Regions from separate parts of the Homo sapiens genome. Here regions 1, 3, 4 and 5 are each linked to region 2. A link is a contact called in ENCODE Hi-C data. All regions are on one chromosome and are shown on one strand. Each heading gives the region's core, a stretch centred on a gene start or an enhancer-like site at or near the end of the contact. The rest is flanking DNA. Distances are from core to core; before and after follow the strand shown.

Region 1 (3,951 bases), core at 543-3,042, 7.2 Mb after region 2:
AATGTTTTTTCCATTATAGCAGTTACCTCTTATCTAACACCTAGGTAATACAATGTGGAACCAGAAGTATGTAAAGAGGAAGGGCAGGGATATTTTGTGAATTATTATAATGGATTGCTTGGCATGCTCTTGTTTTACTAGGATAAGCAAAGAATGTGAATGGTAGTTGGAGAGAGTTTAAAATGATAAGCAGAGAATGCCACATAGTAGAGAAGGGAAAAACAGAATACCACGGAAGGCTAAAAAAGGCTGGGACTGTGGACTTCCCTGTATTTTCTTTTCGTTGAGTAGATGCTCAACATCTATTTGTTGGGATGGAAAATTATTTCAACGCTTCAGCAAACAGTTAAAGAGAACCTTTTTTGTGCTGAGCACTGTGCTATGTTCTGGGGAGCAAAAAAAATGAACTAGACAAAATCCCTGTCCTTTTAAGGAACACACAGTCTAGGAAGAAAAGGCCACCAAGCAAAGCAACAGGAAAAAAGCAAGTATTAAAGATTATCATAGGGAATACTGTAGATAGACGATTTTATGAAAGCAGAGAGAAAAAGAGTATTTAATTCATTGTAAATGTGTGGGGTAAGGATACAGATGTGGTGAAAGGAGATGATGTCAGGGAAGATTCCAAGGAGGAAGGGATGCATTATCTTCATTATCTTGAAGGACAATAGGAGTTCAACTGGTTAAATGAGGGATGGATTTCAGGTGGGGGAAAACTACAAGGGCACAAAGACAAAGTCTGTTGAATTTGTGTGATACGTAGATATATTAGGAGTTGAAGCTGGAGCCAAGGAGGTCAATAGATCAGATTTTAAATGGCTTTGTAAACCATGGTAATGAGTTTGAACCTGATTCAACCAGGTGGAGAGACTTTGAATGATTTTAAAGAGGGACGTTTCATGCTTAGCTCTGTCTTTTTGGAGCATTCTCTCTGGCAGTTATATGGAACTGAAGCAGCAGTGAAGTTAAAGGCTTGACCTAGAGTGGCAAAGAGGTGGAAGTCATGGAGACAGACTGATATTCACAGAATTAAGAGGAAGAATTAATCCACGGGATTTTAAGTCAGAAAACTTTAGTGGAGAGAAATTTGGTTGCTTAGTTGTTGGAATAGGAAGATTTTATCAACGGAATTAGGTGATACTGAAGTGAGTGGCTGAGTGAATAATATGGAAGTCTTGAAATTGGGACCACACAGCTGCTCTGATCTGGTGTGAATTTGCTGATGACTCTTTTGAACTGAATTCAGGAAATGACATACAAATGATTTGCGCAATAAAATGAAAACAAGGACTCTTAAGTCAGTATACTTGGAGAAAAATAACTAGGTTGGTAAAAATGGGGAAGTAGCCATTATCAGGGAGCCCCATTGTGGATTAATTTTGGACTGTCCAGTGGAAAGATCCTCAAAGCAAAACAAATGCCCTGAATCCAGCCCTTCCTCACCGCAACCCTTTCCCTTTCATCTGCCTTCATCCTTCAGCCACACCACCGCTTGGCAGTGAGTACTTGGGAGCAGCTCTTGGAGACTTTGTACTCGAACCTTCGAACTCCAGCATGAGGCCAGAGGAAATAAATGACCTGCCAGGGTGTCAAGTAACGGACCCTCTCTTAAGCCCAGACTTCTGACTCCAGATCTAGGTACCCTTCCACTCTCCAAGACTGCCTCCCGCCTGGGGAGCCTGGGCCTCGGCTAGGGGTGGGGACGGCAGGGTCCGTCCGGAGCGCCAGAGTCCCACTCGCGCCCAGCCCTCAGCCCCAGGCCCGGTTGGACGCCCCGCCCCGCCCCGCCTCCTTCCTCCTTCCCGCGCCGGGCGGGTTGCTGTACCGCCGTCACCCGGGCGCGCGCGGGGTCGCGCGGACGCGGCTCGGGCCGCGGGTGCCGAGAGGTCGCCGGGCCACCCGCACCCCCGCTCCCCGCCTGACGCACGGAGGGGCCGGGACGCGATTTGCCGCGAGTGACTGGAGCCGCAGCCGTCGCCGCTGCTGCCGCCGCCGCCCGGGCCCGCTCCGCCCCCAGCCCGCCTTCCTCCCGCCGCGCCCTCCGCCTCCGCCCGCACCTCGCTAGCGTTCCCCTGTCTTCCCCAACGCCCCGGAGCCGCCGGCCGCTAGCGTCAGCGCCAGCCAGGTGAGTGTGGCCGCCGCTCGGCCCGGGCGGGAGAAGCGCGCAGGCCCCGCGGCCGGGTGGCCGGCTTGGGCCGGTGCAGTCGGCGGCGGCGGCGGTAGCGGGCCCGGCTTTCTTCCCCTGCGCGGGCCGCGGGGCGGAGGGGCTACGCAGTGAAGGAGGGGCGCCCCCGCCCCGCCACCGCCTCTGCTCCCAACGCCCCGACCGCCCCCACCGCCTTGCCGCCACAGACAAAGCGCCGGAGGTGGGAGCCCTGCGGGCCGCCTTTGCCTCCGCGCCGTCTGCCGGGTGCGGCCGCGGCCCGCAGAGACCGGGCCGCGCGCTTTTCCGTTCCTGAGCGCCCTTGTTCATTTCTGGGTGAAAGGGACCCGAATTGTGCAACAGGTTTGGGCGTTAGTCCTTATTTTCCAGCGGGTCTCTTTTGCCAGCGTGCAGGAACCAGATGTGGCTCCCTGCTCTCGGGCGAGTCCCGCGTCCAGCGCCCGCGACTGGCTCCTTTGTGTGACCGGTGACCGGCCCTGTCGGGTGGGTGGAGGACACGGGCTCGAGGCCCCAGGGCTGCGCCGAGGCTCCTGGACGCCTCCTCAGGTCGCGGGGCTTGGCTTCCACGGGCCTGCCAGAGGTTAACATCCCTCCAGCGTTTGGGAGAGTCACAAAGGGGAGGAGAGAGAGGGTTGGCCAGGGTCTGTGGTTGTGTTTATTTTTCTATTTTAGGTAGACTCATATTAGAAAAGAGCCGCAGTCTGACCAGCTCTTGAGGGTACGGGTGGGATTTCACCCTGGGATGCACGGTTTGGACTTGGCTGTTGCTCTGACAGCCCCCGTGGTTTTCTTGGTGCTTTGACATCTTTCTCTTACACACAGACATCGCGGGAGAAGTTGGGAGTGCTGCCGAGGGAGTAACTAGATAGCAGCTGTTTGACAGGTCGTCTCTTACTTCACGTTTTGCTTGTGTCAAGCATGCCCACTATGTATCCCAGCATAGCTTGGCAAACCGTCAAATTTAAATTGCCACTCAAAATCCTAATCCTTATACATACCTACATACACAGACACACATATATCTATATACTTTTTCTGTTTTGGCTGGCTAAATCTTATTAATGTGAGAATTTTTCCTCCCAAGGAAGAATGCATAATAAGGTACAATTTATCTTTGGTTACATACCTTGGTTAAGTTATGCCAATACCTAGCTGGTTTCATTGGTATGCTATTTTAGTTTAACAATACTAATTCCTTTAGCTTTGAGCAGTAAAATACGTCTTTGTTCTAGGACCAGGAAGCTTTTATACGTAATACTTTGCCCCATGACTAAATACGTGAAAAAATTCCCCAAGGACCTAGAAAGCATTTCACAACTCTATAGGCTGTTTTTATGTTCCAAATTCCAGGAAATCGTTTTGTTGAATATTTATTCAAACATTCTGGACTAAATTTAACCTTAAAAATTGGGCCCACTCTAGTTTTTCCCCAGCATTAGAAAAATGAATTGATTGCATTTACCAAACATTTTAGCCCCTGTGAATAAGAATTGAATGGAATAATTGATGTAAGAGATTAGGAGCTAGTGATGGACTAGGAATCTGACAACAGAATGCAGAATGTAGAAAGTTGTAAGTAGAGGTCACAAAGTTGCATCTACTTGGGTTTTAATTCATTGCTAGGCATTTAATGACATTTTAAACAGGTAATCTACTAATGATATATCTGAAAATGAAATGTCCAATAATTAAGAAAACAAAGTATTGCATTTTGACCTTTTTAAAAAATGTATTTTTATAAGGACTTGTTGAAGCTTTTCCACTCTCTAAAAATGAACTTGGTATTA
Region 2 (4,175 bases), core at 1,647-4,146:
CAGAACATAAAAGAACATCTAGATTACAAGATGTCAGGCTAGGAGGACCTTCTTAAAGGCAAGTGGACACATTTCAAAGGAAACAAACTATGATCACTGAGAAACAAATGGAATATTTGAACATCTTGTTCACTAAGAACCCATACCCAAACCTCAGTCTTCAGAAAGAAATGGCCTCAAAGACATACATCCAACGGTACTGCAGGTTAGGTTAAAGAATGATAGCACAAAACACAAGAAAGCAAAATGCAAGCATATTCAGCAAAAGCAAGAAGCTCAACAACTGCAATTAACTGAGGGTGTAGTCAAGACCAGTCCTTCCCAGAGAAATAGACACACCACCCAGATCCCCTAATGATGCCTATCCTGTAGCTCTAATGTATACAGATGATTGGACACTCTCATGCCAACTCAGCGTATGCCCCAAGGTTAAGGTCCCTACAGATGACTCCATTAGCCACAAAATAATCCATTCTGGCTGCCGAGATTTTAACAAACACCGCCTCTAACCCATTTTGGAATCCTAAGTTTGTTTTTCAAGCGTCAATTATAACGTCTTTTGGTTCCTCCAAGTAGAGAGAGACACTAAACACAAAAGGTGACATATTGTAATGGTTCCCATACAAGAGAATACTTTTCAGCAATAAGGAACATACTAGAAATATACACAACATGCATGGATCTCAAAAACACTGCATGGTGTGAAAGCAAGAAGAAGGACACAAAGGCTACCTACTGTATAATTTATATGAGTTCCTAGAGTGGTAAAAACTAATCTATCCTGTCAAAAAAATTAGTGGCTGCACGTGTGGAAAGAATTAAATAGAAAGAGGCACAAAACAAATTTAGTGGGGTGATAGAAATGTTTCAAGTCTTAATTAGGGTGGCAGCTACCTGGGTGAATAAATTCCTCAAAACACATAGAACTATACATCTAGAACCTGTACATTTTATTTTACATAAGTTATACCTCAACAAAAAATAAATTAAAAAAATAATATATATTAAATGTAGAAAACACAAAATCGGGCTTAATTTCACCACTTTGTTGTTGTTAATATTTTTAGTTAAAAAGTGCAGTTGTCTTATTTTGCATTTTTCTTTGGAGATACCTTCATTATTGAAACTAAAATTGCTTTCTCTTTAGCTAAAAAATAATTTCGTCACAAGATGACTAGAATCATAACATATGCATCATTTTAAAAGTTGATGGATACTATAAACAACTTTCACACATAATTCCTTAAAATAAGAATACTAGTCCTACTAATTAAAAATAAAACAATTAGATATAGAGAAAGCTCTACAATGCATGAAGTATAATTTAAATTGTCTAAATTATTACATAACATTTAATTTCAATGGGAGTTTTACTTCGTATCAGGGTCCAATCTCGAGGAAAACGACATCCCTAAAATGTCCTTGGTTTTCATAAAAGTGAATGCCATCCGATCAGCAACCCCTGAAATTTACCTAAGTGCCACGAATCCAGATTGTTCAAATAAGGTAATAGAAAACACAGATGTGAAGGTAATATTTTGTTTTTAAGTGTCTGGCTATAGTACTTCATGACAGTTTTAAACTGTACAAATTGGCAATAAGAATACCAGTTCTCCTCCAAAGTTGGAACCTGGCCAAGTATAGCAAAATTCTTAAGCATTTTCTTAAATCCAATGAGCAGACTTTACACCTTATGCGGTAAAATGGTCATGGCTTTTTCTAATTATATCCAAAGTACAAGAGGTCCTATTTAATTATGAGGAGGATTAATAGCAGAAATCGAGGGAAGAAATACCTCGTTGGGGTCTGTATGGTATGTTTACGTAATGTCAAATATGGTTCATCTTTTAAGGAAACTCAATTCAGTTGTTGGAAAACAAGTGCACAACATGTAAGAACGTCAATAGCGTTCCTTGGCCATTAAAGGGCTACAGGCTCAATGTGTTAAACGAATATATATACACACACATATATACACATATACACACACATAGATGTATACATATATACACGCGCACACACACACATATATCTCAAACTGGGTTACGGGACTTCACACAATTAGTGACACTGAAACCTAATCTCTTTTAAGGCGTTATCCTATTTAATCCACTTCAGAATGTAAGTACCAAGCTCTGCGTTCAAGACCCTGGGTTGTGACGGAAAGTCCTTCCATTCTTTATGGGACTTTAAACATTTCAGAGGTGGATCGAAAAAGCCACCAAGTCGTAATTTGTTGGTTCAAAAGAACTAACAGTACCATCCCTGGGTGACGGGTAAAGAAATAACGAACACAAAGACTCGTCATGAGTCGGTCTTCCAGAAAGACGCTGGCCCGAGACCGTTCAGCGTATTTCTTCACACATAACCTTGGAAAATCTCCTCAATTCTGAGAGGACTAGCGAAGGATAAAACCCTGTGCCAGTCCCGAGGGGTCATTTCGCACCCGGGTGCATGGGTGGGTGAACACGGGCGTGTGGGCGGAGAGGCAAAGCCCAGGTGCGGGGGCGCCAGCAGCGTCACTATAGTAATGAGAGAGCTAGCGTCATCAGGGGCTGGAGAAGGGGCAGTGGGCCACACAGGCCTAAGGGAGGAACACGTGGCCCGAGGAAGCGAGCCGGCTCCCAGGGAAGCCCGGAGCGGGGAAGTGGCTTTCCGGAGGGCTCGCGGCGTGAGTGGGGGAGGGGTGGGTACTCACTTCGATAATCTTCTCCTTCTTTTTTTGCTCCGCCTTTTTGCTGCCCCCGGCCTGAGCCTGTTTCTTGGGGGGCATTGCGGAGACAGATGGCACCGGCCAGACTTACGCGCAGCTGAATACCGTCAGGGGTTCTGGCCCTGCGGCAGGACGAGGAGGAAGACCGGGGCCTCACTCGCCGCACCGCACGGAAAGCGAGTCGCTCATTGGCCCCGCAAACGCGGCCTTTGCGACAGGTCGATGTCGCAGAGCATAGTGGGTAGCGAGGAGCGGCTCCCGGAAGCGGAGCTGCGCGTGCGCGCCCACTGCGTCCCACTAGGAGGGGGCAGGGACGGGACGTGGGAAAATGACTACGCGTCACTCGTGATGTCGCGCATCCGATAGGCCCTTTTCAGATGGCAAAAGGCCTGAGGGTGAATCTGGGCGAGCTGGTTGAGTCCATGCGTTTGTGCTTCCTCTCAGTCCACTTTCGCTTACGATGGGGCGACTCTTGTCCATCGTCACCTCACCGGGAAACTTTTCCTGCCGGGCCAGTTAATGGTCCCCTGTACCATCCCCATCCTGAGTGACTACTAAGCAGCCGCAGCGACTCGGGGTTGCTCCGTGACCACGTTACTCAGTTAACCTTCTTGTTCCCTGGAGAGGCGGAGCTGAATGGCCCGTGAGTGTCGCGTGCTTCAGATTCCTGCGAAGGATTATTTAAAAAATGGAAAAAGTTAACTTTCATTTGCAGGGTCCCTTTCATTTGAAGAGCATCTGAGATGGCGTCCCAGATAAGGAGGCACTTGAACTCCTTAGAAGTACTGTATTAAGTTATTTTGAGACTTTAGGAGAGTGCCTAGGTGATTCCTAAAAATTCCTTTATAACGTGAAAGTAACCAAACTTAGTTAGAACTTAGTTTAAGTGCTTGGTAGCTCCAGAAATTCCTTGGCACATTACACACACTATTTCATTTAGTTATCACAACGACACTTAGGTGGGAGTTGTTACTGTTTTCGTTTTATAGATGAAGCAGAGAAAGGAAGAAAGATGCCCAAAGTTATATTAAGGACAGAGCCAGCAATTGTAATCTTGGCAGTCCGGCTTCAGCCTATATGCCTATTACCTAACATTACAAACTTAGATCCTGTTTGAAAAGGTACTTGAATGATGAATGGGACCCATTGATATTTGTACAAACGAAAATACTATTTTTTAAAAATGTACAATGCTTAGCTGTTATTTTTTAAAATGATTATTGTTTAAACTATTTCTGTTAAGAAGCATTGTGGAACCAAGAATCATCTTTATAGATAAAAGTTTTTTTATCTTTTTCATTAATTTGAATAGGGAGAAAACGATAAGCCCCCCTACTTAGTCAAATTGATTATTTGCTTAGTAATTTTCTACGTAAGATAATGTCAAGGAACCCCAAGTATGTTTTGTGTGTGTATGTGTGTGTGTAGAAGAAATGTGATAGCTACTAAAAAGAATTGTGTC
Region 3 (4,034 bases), core at 102-2,601, 5.5 Mb after region 2:
ATTTTCTTCTAGTCATCTAAAATCGTCTTGTAATGAAAAAGCTTCAAAAGTGTTCACACTTATTTCATCGTACAACAGGGGTACGTACAAGGGAGGTGATGTGTCACACAACGCCAGCGTTAAGGGATTTGCCGAACTCAAGTTAGAAAACCCACTCACATTTTTTTCCGTCTCTTGGACAATCTATCAATTGTCTACTTTCTCAGAAGGCATGAAACAGATTTGCCAAGGAACTTAGGCAACAAGCATTAATAACATATGACACACTGTAAATAACAGATCTCGCTGAAAAATGTTTAAAAGTCACTAATAACGTCTAAATATTTACACACTGACATTGGTCAAAGCTACCAAATTCCCTTTCCGAGAGGAAAACACACCCTGTTAATCGCCCATATGCTTATTTAAGGTGGCGATTCCTCCTCAGTGCACGTAAAGCCTTTAAACACAACACTTGGAAATTTAAAAATCAACTAACGAGCTGCTCTAGCTGTTTCCACGGCCAGCAGCGAAGATTCATCCGGCCAAGACCGAGCTGCCACCCTGGGAAAAGCAGAATTCAAACTGCACCTTCTGCAAAGCTCCCAATGCCACCAAGGTTCCTCGCTCAATTTTTATATCACGGACCGACATTTTGTCCAAAATAACGAAAAAAATAAGAAACCCAGAGAAAAAACAAACAAATAAACAAAGCCCCAAGAAGTGCAACAAATTTCCGCGCCCGCGGAGGCGAGCCACGGCCGGCGGCGGCGGCCACGCAGCTCCGCGGCCCTTTGTGGGGAGGGCCGCGCGGGGGCCGCGGGTAGCGCTCGCCGCGCCGGGCGCCAAGTGATGCGAGCAGCCCAGCCGGCCCCGCCGCGGCTCGCGGACACCGGCGACGCGGGCGCCCGGCGCGAACAAAGCTGCCCGCCCCCGCCCCCTCCCCCACCGCCGCCGCCGCCCCGGCCGCCCCCCACGCGGCCCCCCGGCCCCGCCGCCTTACCTCGGCCGCCCGCCCGGCCCGCTCGCGCGCCGCTACGGTGTGGGGGAGGGAGAGAGAAAAAAACCCTTCCTTAAGGAAATGGAGGCAGCTGTGGGGGGGGGAAGGGGGGGGAGGGAAAAAAAGAAGCCGAGGAGGCTCTGGCCGGGGAGTGTGGAACATTGAAAGTCGGAGGGGGTTGTGCAGTGCCGGGCTCCGGCCGGAGGGTGGCGCCGCCCAGCGCCTTCGGAAAAAAGCGGGGGTGGGAGCTCGGCTGGGCGAGGGCGCGAGCTCCCGGCGAGGCGGAGGGGACGCGGGAGACCCCCGCGCGCTGTAGCCTCCCGCCGCCGCCGCCCGGCTCGGCTCCTCCCGGCCGCGCAGTCAGCAAGTTCCGAGGCGAGCGCGGGGGGGAGGGGCGGGCGCGGCGGCGACGCGCGTGCTCGCTGCTTGCCTGGCGGAGGGGCGCGCGCCGCCGACGCCCGGCGGGCGCGAGCTGTTCCCGCGCGCTCCCGTGCGCGCTCTCCACACCTCCCCTCACCCTGGGGGTGCACGCGTCCGCCCGCGCGCGGCCAGGACAAAGAGCGCGGCGGGGACCCGGCGGGCTGGCCCCTGCCGCCCTTGGCCGCGGAGCCTGTGCCAGAGAAGGCGGGGGCGCGGGCACCGTATCGCGGGGCCGCTGTGCCGCGGGGTGGCTTCCGGCCTGGGCCCGCCTCCGGGGCGAGGCTGCCCATTGGGCTACCCGCGTCCCCAGGGCTGGTTCCATCCCATCCGCCTGCGCGGGGGCCGTCGTGGCTCCCGGGGCCCCAGTACCTGGGCAAGGGCCCTGGGCGCGTGGTTGGGAGTCCCCCGCCGCCCCGGGAGACGGGAGACTAATGGGTGTTGTTGACGAGGCCAGGCACGCAGGCGGAGAAGAGCTGCCACTTGCCCCTCGCGTAAGCTGGAGGAAGGGACAAGTTGGGGTCCTGGGAATTGAAGAGGGTAGAATGTATTTGGAGATTAGGGGAACAACCTCTATTTCTTTTTGGCTCATAGCTTGCAACTGTCGCTGCCAAAGGGAAGTGTCCTTCGGATTATTTGAAACCTTAAAAATCCAAAACAGTGTTTAAAATGTCCCGCTCAACATTCTTAAAAGTGAAGGAGAAGAGTTTGGGGTTGGGGGGTGGCGATGAGAGCTAAAACATGACACTTTTCTGCGGGACTCTTCTGTCTTGCACATGAGGAGCCAGTTCTGGAAAGAAAAGTTCTGAGTGATGTTGAGTCAGAATGTCCACCCAGAAAAGCTTTAGGTGGAGATAGTGACAGTTTTGTTTGTTCTACCATTCTTTTTGCAGTCTCCAGGTGGACTCTGCGGTTTTTACCCCACGGCACAAAGTAGCCAGAATACAAAAACTTCCTGTTTGCCACCCAGGCCTTCTCCAGCTACTGAGAACTTGTTCCGGTGATGGAGCCTCAAAGGAATTTGTGGATTCCTCTCCCACAAGTGTCCAGGGGCAGGGGTGCTGTGAGAATGTGCAGTTCACAAAGGGAGTGAGAATGGCAGTCAAAAGATGTATAGAGTTAAGGGAAAGAAGAAAAGACTGAGTGAGCCAACGTATTTGCTTACTATTTCTCCTAATAGAAAACTTTTGGTAAAGGCTTGATAGCAACTCTAAAGAGTAAGTTACATTTCCATAATTTTCCAAAGACACAGTCATTCAGTTAACTTTATTGAGGGCTATATGTTGCTAGGTGCTGGACATACACTCATTCAATTGCTGTGTGACTAAAGCCAGGTCTCTACTCTGTGCTAAGAGCTCCTAGTCCAGAAGGGGAACAGTTCATTAAAGTTCGCTAGGTTCATAAGTAGTAAGGATATTCCACTCAGAATGAACAGATAGAATATCTCATGCCTCAAAAAAGATCATGGTCTGTGTGTGGACAAGCATTTTGATTTGGCTGGGTCAAAGAGTGCTTGTGGGAAAAGCTTGTTAGTGAAAATAAAAGCAGAATTTTCCCCCAGCTTTACACGATGTGATGTTACAGCAAAAGCCAGCCAATTTGGAGTTGAAGCTTTGCTTTGTTTGGAATGGGGAGACAGAAAAGGAAAGCTGTACGTTAAACATGGGTTCTTTTAGGAAATTTAAGAACAGAAATAGCCTGAAGGCCCAAAGGCCAATTGCTGATAGGATTTAGTGGGGTAAGGAGCTTAGGGGAGAAAGATATTTAGTTGTTTGGTAACATCTTCTACAGAAGAAATAGTATTGGGTTGAAAAGCCAGGGAAGTGTATTCTAATCCTCATTCTACGAAGTTCATATGACCTCAGGCAAGTTAAGTTATTTCAATTACTTTTATGTAAAAGGAGATTGTATCAAAGGTTCTAAGTCCTCTCCTGCTCAAAAATTCCATGATTCCGTGATTCTTTGGCGAACTTGAAGTCATGGAGTTTAACTTAACATTCACCCAACAGAATATTTAGGATCTACTAACTGCTTGGGAAACTGGAGTGAAACATGGGTCATGCTCTTAACCAAGCTCAATTGTGCAGTGGGGCAGCCAGAAACGTAGCCTGCAGAATGAGAAGTGCTGTATTAAAGAAGTAAAGAGAATGAGAAAAGAGCATTACTAATCATCAATTAACTAATAATGGAACTATTAATTCAGGTTGGAATTGTGGGGCATGAGGTAAAGGTCAAAGAAGGAAACATTAGATTGGTCCTGGAGAGAGCACTAGGGCCAGTGATAATGTAGATAATATAGATAATGCTCTTGGCAAAATACCTGGAATTTGGGTGTTCAACAAATAATACCTATTGTTAAAGTCACCGTAAAGATAATGAATGGCTCCATAAGGTTAGGGGCAGTAGTGCCCTGCCCCTACAATGTGAGGTGCCTGGCTGCCTTCATTCAGCTGACTCAAGGGGTTGCTCAAATGATTTCAGCTCACAGCTCCTCTCCCAGGTGACTTGGCATCACCTCCACCAGAAGTAACTTGTAAGGTGTAAATTGTTTCTAATGTTTAGTTCTTCCTTGTGTGACAACCTGTTTTGTAATTATTTTTTCTCTCTTGTTTTTGCTATGTCAATCCTTGAAATTAAG
Region 4 (4,232 bases), core at 41-2,540, 8.0 Mb after region 2:
CGCCGATAACCTTGGATAGCCACAATTTTATTTAGAATATAAAACATGGAACTCGACTTCGGAATTTTAGTCTAGAAATGGGGACTTCCCCCTAGCTTTTATGATTTTTGAAACTCCTGCTTGGACGCAATTGTCATCTTGCATAATCGACAGTAATTTTCAGGTTTATGGAATTTTGCAAACTTTAAGCAAAGCACATCAATCAGGCTCAGTGCTGCGGCTTTTCTTCGCATCACCGAGGTAGAATAGCACCTCTACTCCCAGAACTTAATCCAGGCGAATGCAGAAGGCCTTTGCTGGTTTTCTGGTTTGGGTAGTCTTTGGGTATTCACTTGGAAACAAGGCGAATTGATGGATGGATAGAGTGATGGATGGATATGTAATAAATATAATATAGTTCAATGACAGGATCCAGATGGTGGGTGTAGGAGAGTTTACTGTAGAATTCAACTTTCTGTGTATTTTAAAGGTTTTCATACTAAAATTGGTGGTGAAGTGGTGTTGTCACACAGATTTGACCAAATCCCTGCTGCGTATTAGCTGTGAGATTGGGACAACATGCCCAATACTCAAGTTTTCTTGACTGATGTGGACAATTACGTATCCCATGGGATGGTACAAAAAAGTCAAAAGAACATTCCCCGCACTACCAGAGGCCCTCGAATCAAGGGCGGCCCCGAGTGGCGGGGAAAAGAAATGCAAGCCAGCGGAGGATGCTGAATTGTGGAGGTCGGCTCTCGGAAACGCCTGCAGCCAGGCAGAGGAGTTGCGGTACCGCAGTTTCGTTGCATCGGGCTGGCCTTCAGGTTGTGCGACTCAGCCTGGAACCTCTGAATGCAAGATTCCGACCTGAGAATGCGCTTCAAGGACACCTCCGAAGCACCCAGAAAGCCACCGCCAGCCTATTTTTTACGCTCCTTTTCCAGCATGCCTCTCCCTCCCCCCAGTATCTATCTGCTCGTTCCCTAGGGGTCTTAGAAGCCTTTTGCTTCCAGAAATGACAACCATATTCCCTGACTCTACGACATCCCAGGCTGTTTATTTCGTCTTATGCCAGTTTCATTTTAGAAAATGCGAATGTTGTCACCGAACCCTGAGGAAACCTGCTGTAAAATACGCGGGTTTAGCGAGAAGAAGCGGAGCGAGTGTGCGTTGCGATCTTAAAGACTGAGGACAGCCAGCCCGAGGGCCTAGAAACAGCGTTAACCGCGCTGAGCCCGCTGCGGGAGGCGGAGGGGTTGGGGCCATGAGAGGGCGGGGCCGCATCTATGGCCCCGCCCCGGCCCTTTGTGACGCAGGACAACGCCTGCCACGCGTCGGAACTCGGCCGCGGGACATCCACGGGGCGCGAGTGACACGCGGGAGGGAGAGCAGTGTTCTGCTGGAGCCGATGCCAAAAACCATGCATTTCTTATTCAGATTCATTGTTTTCTTTTATCTGTGGGGCCTTTTTACTGCTCAGAGACAAAAGAAAGAGGAGAGCACCGAAGAAGTGAAAATAGAAGTTTTGCATCGTCCAGAAAACTGCTCTAAGACAAGCAAGAAGGGAGACCTACTAAATGCCCATTATGACGGCTACCTGGCTAAAGACGGCTCGAAATTCTACTGCAGGTAGGAAATGCTGCGAGCTGCCCGTGCGTCCAGTTGCACAAAATCTTGCCTGCCTCCACCAAGCGGAAGCCTCATTGGTTGGTTGGTTGGGGTTTTATTTTTTAACGGTAAAAGTTGAGCCCTTTATTCATTAAAAAAAATCACATTATATGGCAGTGTTTCTCTAATAAACTGAATATTTTTATTTAAAGTATTGAAAATGTTGTGGCAATAAATTATCAAAAATACGATACATCCACACACACATCAACCACCACCATTACCCTTGGGACCTCCAGAATTAAATCAAGGTTCTGCCTATAAGGATGTTCACATTTTTCCCTTGCCAGAAGTATTGAGTCTTTACGGAGGAATACATGGAATAAAGAGATTTAATTCTGGCCTTCAGAAGCACGATTTTTATAGGTTGTGGCCACTTTCTATCAAGAAAAACAGTTACTTCCCTGGTGACTTCTGGTGGGCCCTGCTCCCTCATTCCACCTGGTGCCTACTCTGATTTAATTGATGGCTTATTACTCAGAGGGAGAATCTTTTCTTTACCCTGTAAAGATAGGACTGGGAAAAACAGTTCCATCCATTTAGAATAAAATAGAGAAATTTAATAAGAATTTATACAATTTTATAATTTAATAAGAATTTAATAAATTATATCATTAGAATTTAATAAGAAAATATACCATTTTAAATTACTATTAAAATGACTTTTTGAGGCTAAAACTGCCCTATCATTTTTTTACAACAAACCCAGGGAGTTAAATGAGTTCTTTGTACAAGCCATGCACCTAGTTAGGGGCTGGAGACCCATTAAAAAGTTAACTGTTGAATAGTTTTTGTAAAGATAACAATTTTAAAAAATGAGATGGCTGTTAATGATTAACTTTGGGCAAATCATACTTCTTTCTGGTGATTATAGGGAAGTTTGAGTCAAACACCCCATTAAGGGTTTTAGAAAGAGTGATTATATGGGAATGATGGTTAGAGAGGACTCCAATTTTAAATGCCCAGCTGTATTTTCAAGTTTGATTTCTTGAAATCAGTTTACTTAAGTATTGCTTTTTGTTATAGCCGGACACAAAATGAAGGCCACCCCAAATGGTTTGTTCTTGGTGTTGGGCAAGTCATAAAAGGCCTAGACATTGCTATGACAGATATGTGCCCTGGAGAAAAGCGAAAAGTAGTTATACCCCCTTCATTTGCATACGGAAAGGAAGGCTATGGTAAGATGTTTAATTTTAATTTCTTGTTTTAGTTATATTTAAAAAATGATTAATAGATTTCTGGGTATATAGGTCTGAAAGAATTGAAAGCACAGTCTCAAAGAAATATTTGTACAGCCATGCTCATAGCAGCCATGTACAATAGACAAGAGATGGAAGCAAGCCACATGTCCATACATAGAGAAATGGATAAACAAAATGAATACATGCATATATGGAAGCCAGGCACAGTGGCTCATGCCTGTAATCCCAACACTTTGGGAGGCCAAGGTGGTAGAATCACTTGAGGCCAGGACCAGCCTGAGCAACAGCAAGACCCTGCTCTACAAAAAAAAAAAAAAAAAAAATGAAATGGAATATTATTCAGCCTTAAAAAGGAAGAAAATTCTGAGACATGCACCAACATGTATCAGCCTTGAGGACATTATGCTAAATGAAATAAACCAGTCACAAAAAGACAAATACTGTATAATTCCATTTATGTGAGGTACCTGGAGTAGTCAAATTAATAGAGACAAAGTAGAAGGGTGATTGCCAGAGGCTGAAGTGAGAGGGAAAAGGGGAATTGTTGACCAATGGGTATAGAGTTTCATTTTTGCCAGATGAAGAGTTCTGGAGATTGGTTGCATGGTAGTGTAAGCGTACTTTACTGAACAACACACTTGAAAATTGTTATGATGGTAAATTTTATGTTATGTGTATTTTACCACAATTAAAAACAAAAAAGTGAAATAAAAAATGATAGATGAAATAAAGAGAACAGTAAAGCCCAATGACCTTAAGCTCTATCTAGTTCAGTCCAGTCCCTTCTTTTTGCTTATAAGGATAATATGACATTGTTTGAATATAGATCTCTGGCCAGAGTTCTTTCTTCTACATTGTGGCAACACTCATGATGATTATATATATTCTATAAGCTCTACCTTAAGCATTTTTATTTGTTTTCAGCATATGTTATTATTACATAAATATTTATAACACAGATCTTTGGTAAGCAGTACCAAAGTTAAATTCATAAAACTCAGAAACTGGAACATGTAGGTTTAGAGTAAAAGGACAGGACGGGCACATTGTAAAAGGAACAGCTGAGATATAATGGGCTGTCAGTCATTATTACCCCAATACAGGACAAGCCTTCAAATGTGCAAGAAATGATCTTATTCTTTCAATATCTTGTCATTTTAAAAATCCTACAGCAAAAAGATCTGAAAACCTAGGTAAAGCAAATAAGCGGGAAAAATGTTTGTAACATGTATGAAGACTTGCTAACCAATAATGAAAATGACATATCCCTAGAAATGGGCCAAATTCATAAATAAGCACCCACTAACAAAAAACTACAAATGGCCTTTAAGTCTATGAGAATACTTAATTTTATTCATAAAGAGAAATTAAAAATGAGAC
Region 5 (4,071 bases), core at 232-2,731, 5.2 Mb before region 2:
TCACTTGAGGTCAGGAGTTGGAGACCAGCCTGGGCAACACTCTGAAACCCCGTCTCTGCTAAAAATACAAAACTTAGCTGGGCGTGGTGGCACACGCCTGTAGTCCCAGCTACTTGGGAGGCTGAGGCACGAGAATCTCTTGAACCCGCGAGGCGGAGGCTGCAGTGAGGAGAGATCACGCCACTGCACTCCAGCTTGGCGACAGAGCGAGACTCGGTCCCAAAAAATAATAATAATTAAAAATCTACTTAACCTGTAAACCGGGGTAGAGGCGCGGATTTCCCAGCTGAAACCGACTGCCTTTCACTGCAAAGGTCTGTTACATCCCAGCGCTGCCCACCACCCAAAGTTAACACCAAAGGAGTTCAAAACTCCTCAAGAGTGGCCCACAGAAAAGGCGGGGGACTTCAGGGCTTGCCAAGATCCCAGGAGCCGGCCAATCCCGATTCTGCAGACTGTTAGGTCCCCCGACTTTTTTGCACACCTACCCTCTGGTCAACCGAATAATATCCCCTGGCTGTATAAGACCTCCGATCTCATCCCACACGGAAATAGTGATGCTGCCCGTTTTATCTGCTACTTTGCACGATCTCACTTCATGGCCGTCTTTGGTTTTGGTCACGCGTCCTGTGAGGATTTAAAAATCAAAGGGAGGGGTTGTTAGATAATGAGGACATCCAGAAAGGCTAACTCCTCCTCCGGTATTTTAATACATCTGGAAGGTGGGAAGTGACCAAGCCCAGGGCTCCCGCCTCAGGTAGGATCCGATCTCGGGCGGAGGCCACTAGAGCCACGTGGGTGGGGGAGGGGAGGGAGGAGGAGGGGAGCCCCGGGCGCGCAGCGGCCGGCGCCCCTGTCTCCCGCCCCGGGAGGCACAGCGGGCGGTGGAGTAGGCTGCAAACCCCACTTACCTATCTCCAGGACAATAAAGACGACATTTAAGTTTTTCAGTCCGGGCTTAATATCTCTTATAAAAATAAGTGGGTCGTTGACCCTATTCATATTGGGACAGGCGCGGCTACGGCTGCGGAGACGCGAGTGGGCAGGGCGGGGTCAAAGCTTCCCACCCTCCCGGGACAGGGGCGAAGGCAGAGGGGCGACCTTGGGCAGGGGTGGCGAGAGAAGGGGCAGAAAGCCGTTAGTCAGGGACCGGGCAAACCAGCCCGGACAGCACTGAGCCTAAAAAAAGAAAAAAAAAAAAAAAAAAAAAAAAGGCTCACAAGTTCTAAAGAAAAAAAGGCGAACCACTCCGCACACCAACCCCGCTCCCAACCGGGCGACAGGAAGGCAAGCGTACTAACTGCCCCGTTCTTTGGATAAAAGGAAAAAAAAACGCAGTGAGGGGACACTTCTGCCCTGAGTCCCGCTCACTCACACGGGCGCGCGCCCAGCCTGTCCCGGGCTCCGGGAAGGAACGGGCTGTGACAGCGAAACGGGAGCGGAGACAGAACACCGCACACCCAGCGTCCCAAACAGCGACTGATGAACACGCCCGCGCGCCGGCAGGACCCTCGGCCCGCCCCTCCCCTTGTGAAGTCACGCTGCGTCGGCACGCCTGCTGCCACGCCCGCCTGGTGCTGGGGAGGGGAAGCAAAGGGGCGGGACCCGGCCGCCGCAGCCCGCAGAGCTTCCCTCGCTCCTCCCCGGGGGCTGTCAGCGCGGGCTCCGCCCCCTCGTCCTTCCAATCGCTCTCGGCCCCGCCTCCCCCGCCCTCCCGTTCTCCACCCACTTCAGCTGTCGCCGCGCAGCAGCAGTTCTGTTCGGTTTCGCCTTCCTGCTGTGCAGTCTTTTGACGCTTGCTGTCCAACTTTGGAGTTTTCTTGCCTTTTTTTCTCTCAGAGTTGAGCCCCTGCCCGGGCCCTTTAGTCCCTCGGTCACGAGGAACGGTAGAGTTTAGAACCTGTGAGTACGTTAGAAAGTTCGCAGTCGAGGAAGAACAGGGTTCGGGCAAGGGCAGCTGGTCCGGTACCAAGGGAAAACAGGCTGGGATGGTGAAGGCGTCAGTGGCTACAAGGCTGGAAGTTTAGCACCAGAAGGGAATTTGGAGATCAATTCAACCGCCTCATTTCAGGCATACTTAAATTGAAACCCAGAAAGATGAGGTAATTTGCAGAAGGTCACCCAGCAACCCCTGAGCAGGCAGGACTGCAACACAAATGTCTGACGTGGGCTTCCACTGTGTAATGCTAAGCAGATAGGACGTAAATTCCTTTGCAGACTTCTCATTTTTCCTTACCCCCTGCCTCTCATATTACACACCTTCCCCATTTAGCTTTTCTTCTTTTACTTTGCACTTGCTTTTGTACATCTAAAAGGAATTAATTATTCAACAGCAGTGGGAACCCTTGAAACATAATCTGGAAAAAAAGATTAATAAAGTTTTTTTTATGTCGCGTAGTGAAAAGAGCATGTGCTTTAGAGACAAACCTGGGCTCCAGCTATTTACTTGTGAGAGCTTTAGGTCAATTGGCTTTTATTACAGCTTTTTAACCATAATAAAATGGGGATCCCTGCCTAGCAGAAGATTGATTAAATGGATCATAAATTGTCCAACTAGTGCCTAGCAAATAGTACATACTCAGTATTTTCCCCTTTTTAATCCCCGTTTTACAGGCGATGGAACTCACCAGAGACCAGATAGCTAGAGAATGGCTGAGCTGGGTTTTAAATCTAGTCAATCTTGACCCCAGAGCTCTCCAGCCTAAAGGTAATGTTTAGACTTAACTTCCAGTGGTGTCATTATAAGAGTCAAAAACAGACTGAAGAAATAAAATAGCAGAATAAAGTAGTGGGGCATTAAAGAATCATCTAGTTAATTCTTGGTGATGATAACAGAAATGTTGGGAAAAGTGTCAGAAGCCTTAATTTTCTCCCCATTCTTTCTGAGTATCTTTAGATCAACCACCACTTCCCAAGTATTTGCAAACAAGCAGCATAGATATTATAGCCCTAGAAAGAGTTGGAAACATTATCACAACATTAGCAAGAGAGTCAAGGCATTTTTAAGGAAACAGAAGCTTCCATTTCATGAACTAATAAAGCCCAAGGTGCCAAAGACACTGATGTCATACTGGAAAGTGGTGTAAAATAAAATTATAAGCATAATTTCAACATCAAATAAAACAAATGATGAAACATGCCAGTTAATGGCAGAGCCAGCGTCCAACCTCAATCCCAATCCAGCTCAGAAGCTCTAATTCTACCATGGTTATCTGGCAGGACTTGACACTTCAATTGGATTGTACTCAAAGCTGTATTTTCTTAAACAGGCAAAATATTCTCACAGAAGCAATATTTAAGGCAGAGCTCTTTTTTTTTTTTTTTAAGGTTTGACAAGATCTTCAAAAGATTAAGAATAGACAGGAAACCAATTAAGAATGTTAAGAGTTACGGCCAAGAGTTTGGGCAAAGAAAGTTTGCCACTCAACTCTCAATCATTTGCCCCCAGAAAAGGGATTAGGTTGGGCTGTTCAGGCTAATTATATGAACATTTTATAAAAAGAAATCAGACACAGAAAATCAAGCCCCACAAAAGCAGAAGCTGGTACTCCAAGCTGTGGCTCAGCCCTTCCCTTCCCCCACAGGACAGAACTCAGCTGAACATCTACTTCCTTCCCTACTAACTCAGCAGTTCTCAGAAAGGAAATGGCAACCATATGCTTTCTCATTAACCAAAACGAAAGGCAGCCTTGAGAAACAAGATGGTCTGGGCAATACAGAAACTGTTCAGCCCAGGCTAGTTGGTTTCAGCTACCTCTAAATCACTCCCAAAGATGTGGTTAATAAAAAGAAAAAGGAGATGTCAAGGAGACAATTATTGCTAGGCAGATATCTTTTCTTATATTACCATTCAGTGAAATAGATCTGCCACTCAGTCTACTCATTTAGGTCATAATGATTATATTGCTGATTCTTTAATACATACACAAGATTACTTCATGGTCTTCTTTTCTCTAAGGCTGTTGTTCTTCAAGCCTTCATTTTTCACAGCCTAAACATAAGCTTACTCTGAGATGATGGACTCTTCCACTTTACATCCAGAACCTCAACACCATGTTTTAGTGTAAAGAT

The links. A loop is a pair of places that touch in the nucleus more often than their neighbours do. Pooled maps may share reads with other maps.
Region 1: a loop to region 2 is called in a pooled map, with 14 times the contacts of the local background. The contact joins the promoter of SESTD1 here to the promoter of ZC3H15 in region 2. A Hi-C loop is called at or near these places in 2 of 37 single-sample maps with no recorded cell type and 9 of 50 pooled maps.
Region 3: a map of naive thymus-derived CD4-positive, alpha-beta T cell shows a loop between it and region 2 (8-fold over the local background). The contact joins the promoter of UBE2E3 here to the promoter of ZC3H15 in region 2. A Hi-C loop is called at or near these places in 2 of 168 maps with a recorded cell type or tissue (CD4-positive, alpha-beta memory T cell and naive thymus-derived CD4-positive, alpha-beta T cell) and 12 of 50 pooled maps.
Region 4: a map of CD8-positive, alpha-beta T cell shows a loop between it and region 2 (20-fold over the local background). The contact joins the promoter of FKBP7 here to the promoter of ZC3H15 in region 2. A Hi-C loop is called at or near these places in 1 of 168 maps with a recorded cell type or tissue (CD8-positive, alpha-beta T cell), 1 of 37 single-sample maps with no recorded cell type and 5 of 50 pooled maps.
Region 5: a map of gastrocnemius medialis shows a loop between it and region 2 (15-fold over the local background). The contact joins the promoter of NABP1 here to the promoter of ZC3H15 in region 2. A Hi-C loop is called at or near these places in 1 of 168 maps with a recorded cell type or tissue (gastrocnemius medialis), 1 of 37 single-sample maps with no recorded cell type and 17 of 50 pooled maps.

The regions. Positions count from the first base shown.
Region 1 is chr2:179,262,673-179,266,623 of GRCh38, reverse strand. It overlaps SESTD1 (SEC14 and spectrin domain containing 1), which reads left to right and starts at 1,792. Exons shown (of 18, transcript NM_178123.5): 1 at 1,792-2,125. RefSeq lists silencers at 1,691-2,310, 2,321-2,390, 2,499-2,662 and an enhancer at 2,991-3,060.
Region 2 is chr2:186,484,981-186,489,155 of GRCh38, reverse strand. ZC3H15 (zinc finger CCCH-type containing 15) reads right to left here and starts at 2,896. Exons shown (of 10, transcript NM_018471.3): 1 at 2,699-2,896. The coding sequence starts at 2,773. LOC105373785 (a long non-coding RNA gene) reads left to right here and starts at 3,156. Exons shown (of 2, transcript XR_001739147.3): 1 at 3,156-3,356. It also overlaps the pseudogene DPRXP1. RefSeq lists an enhancer at 2,787-3,266.
Region 3 is chr2:180,977,922-180,981,955 of GRCh38, reverse strand. UBE2E3 (ubiquitin conjugating enzyme E2 E3) reads right to left here and starts at 1,351. Exons shown (of 6, transcript NM_006357.4): 1 at 983-1,351. UBE2E3-DT (UBE2E3 divergent transcript) reads left to right here and starts at 944. Exons shown (of 2, transcript NR_187176.1): 1 at 944-1,890; 2 at 2,290-4,034. RefSeq lists a silencer at 1,074-1,933.
Region 4 is chr2:178,475,658-178,479,889 of GRCh38, reverse strand. FKBP7 (FKBP prolyl isomerase 7) reads left to right here and starts at 1,290. Exons shown (of 4, transcript NM_181342.3): 1 at 1,290-1,611; 2 at 2,677-2,828. The coding sequence starts at 1,391.
Region 5 is chr2:191,675,546-191,679,616 of GRCh38, reverse strand. It overlaps NABP1 (nucleic acid binding protein 1), which reads right to left and starts at 1,481. Exons shown (of 6, transcript NM_001031716.5): 1 at 912-1,481; 2 at 489-627. The coding sequence starts at 1,002. RefSeq lists enhancers at 1-310, 1,138-1,640, 1,850-1,929, 3,523-3,632 and silencers at 780-839, 1,440-1,789, 3,580-3,874.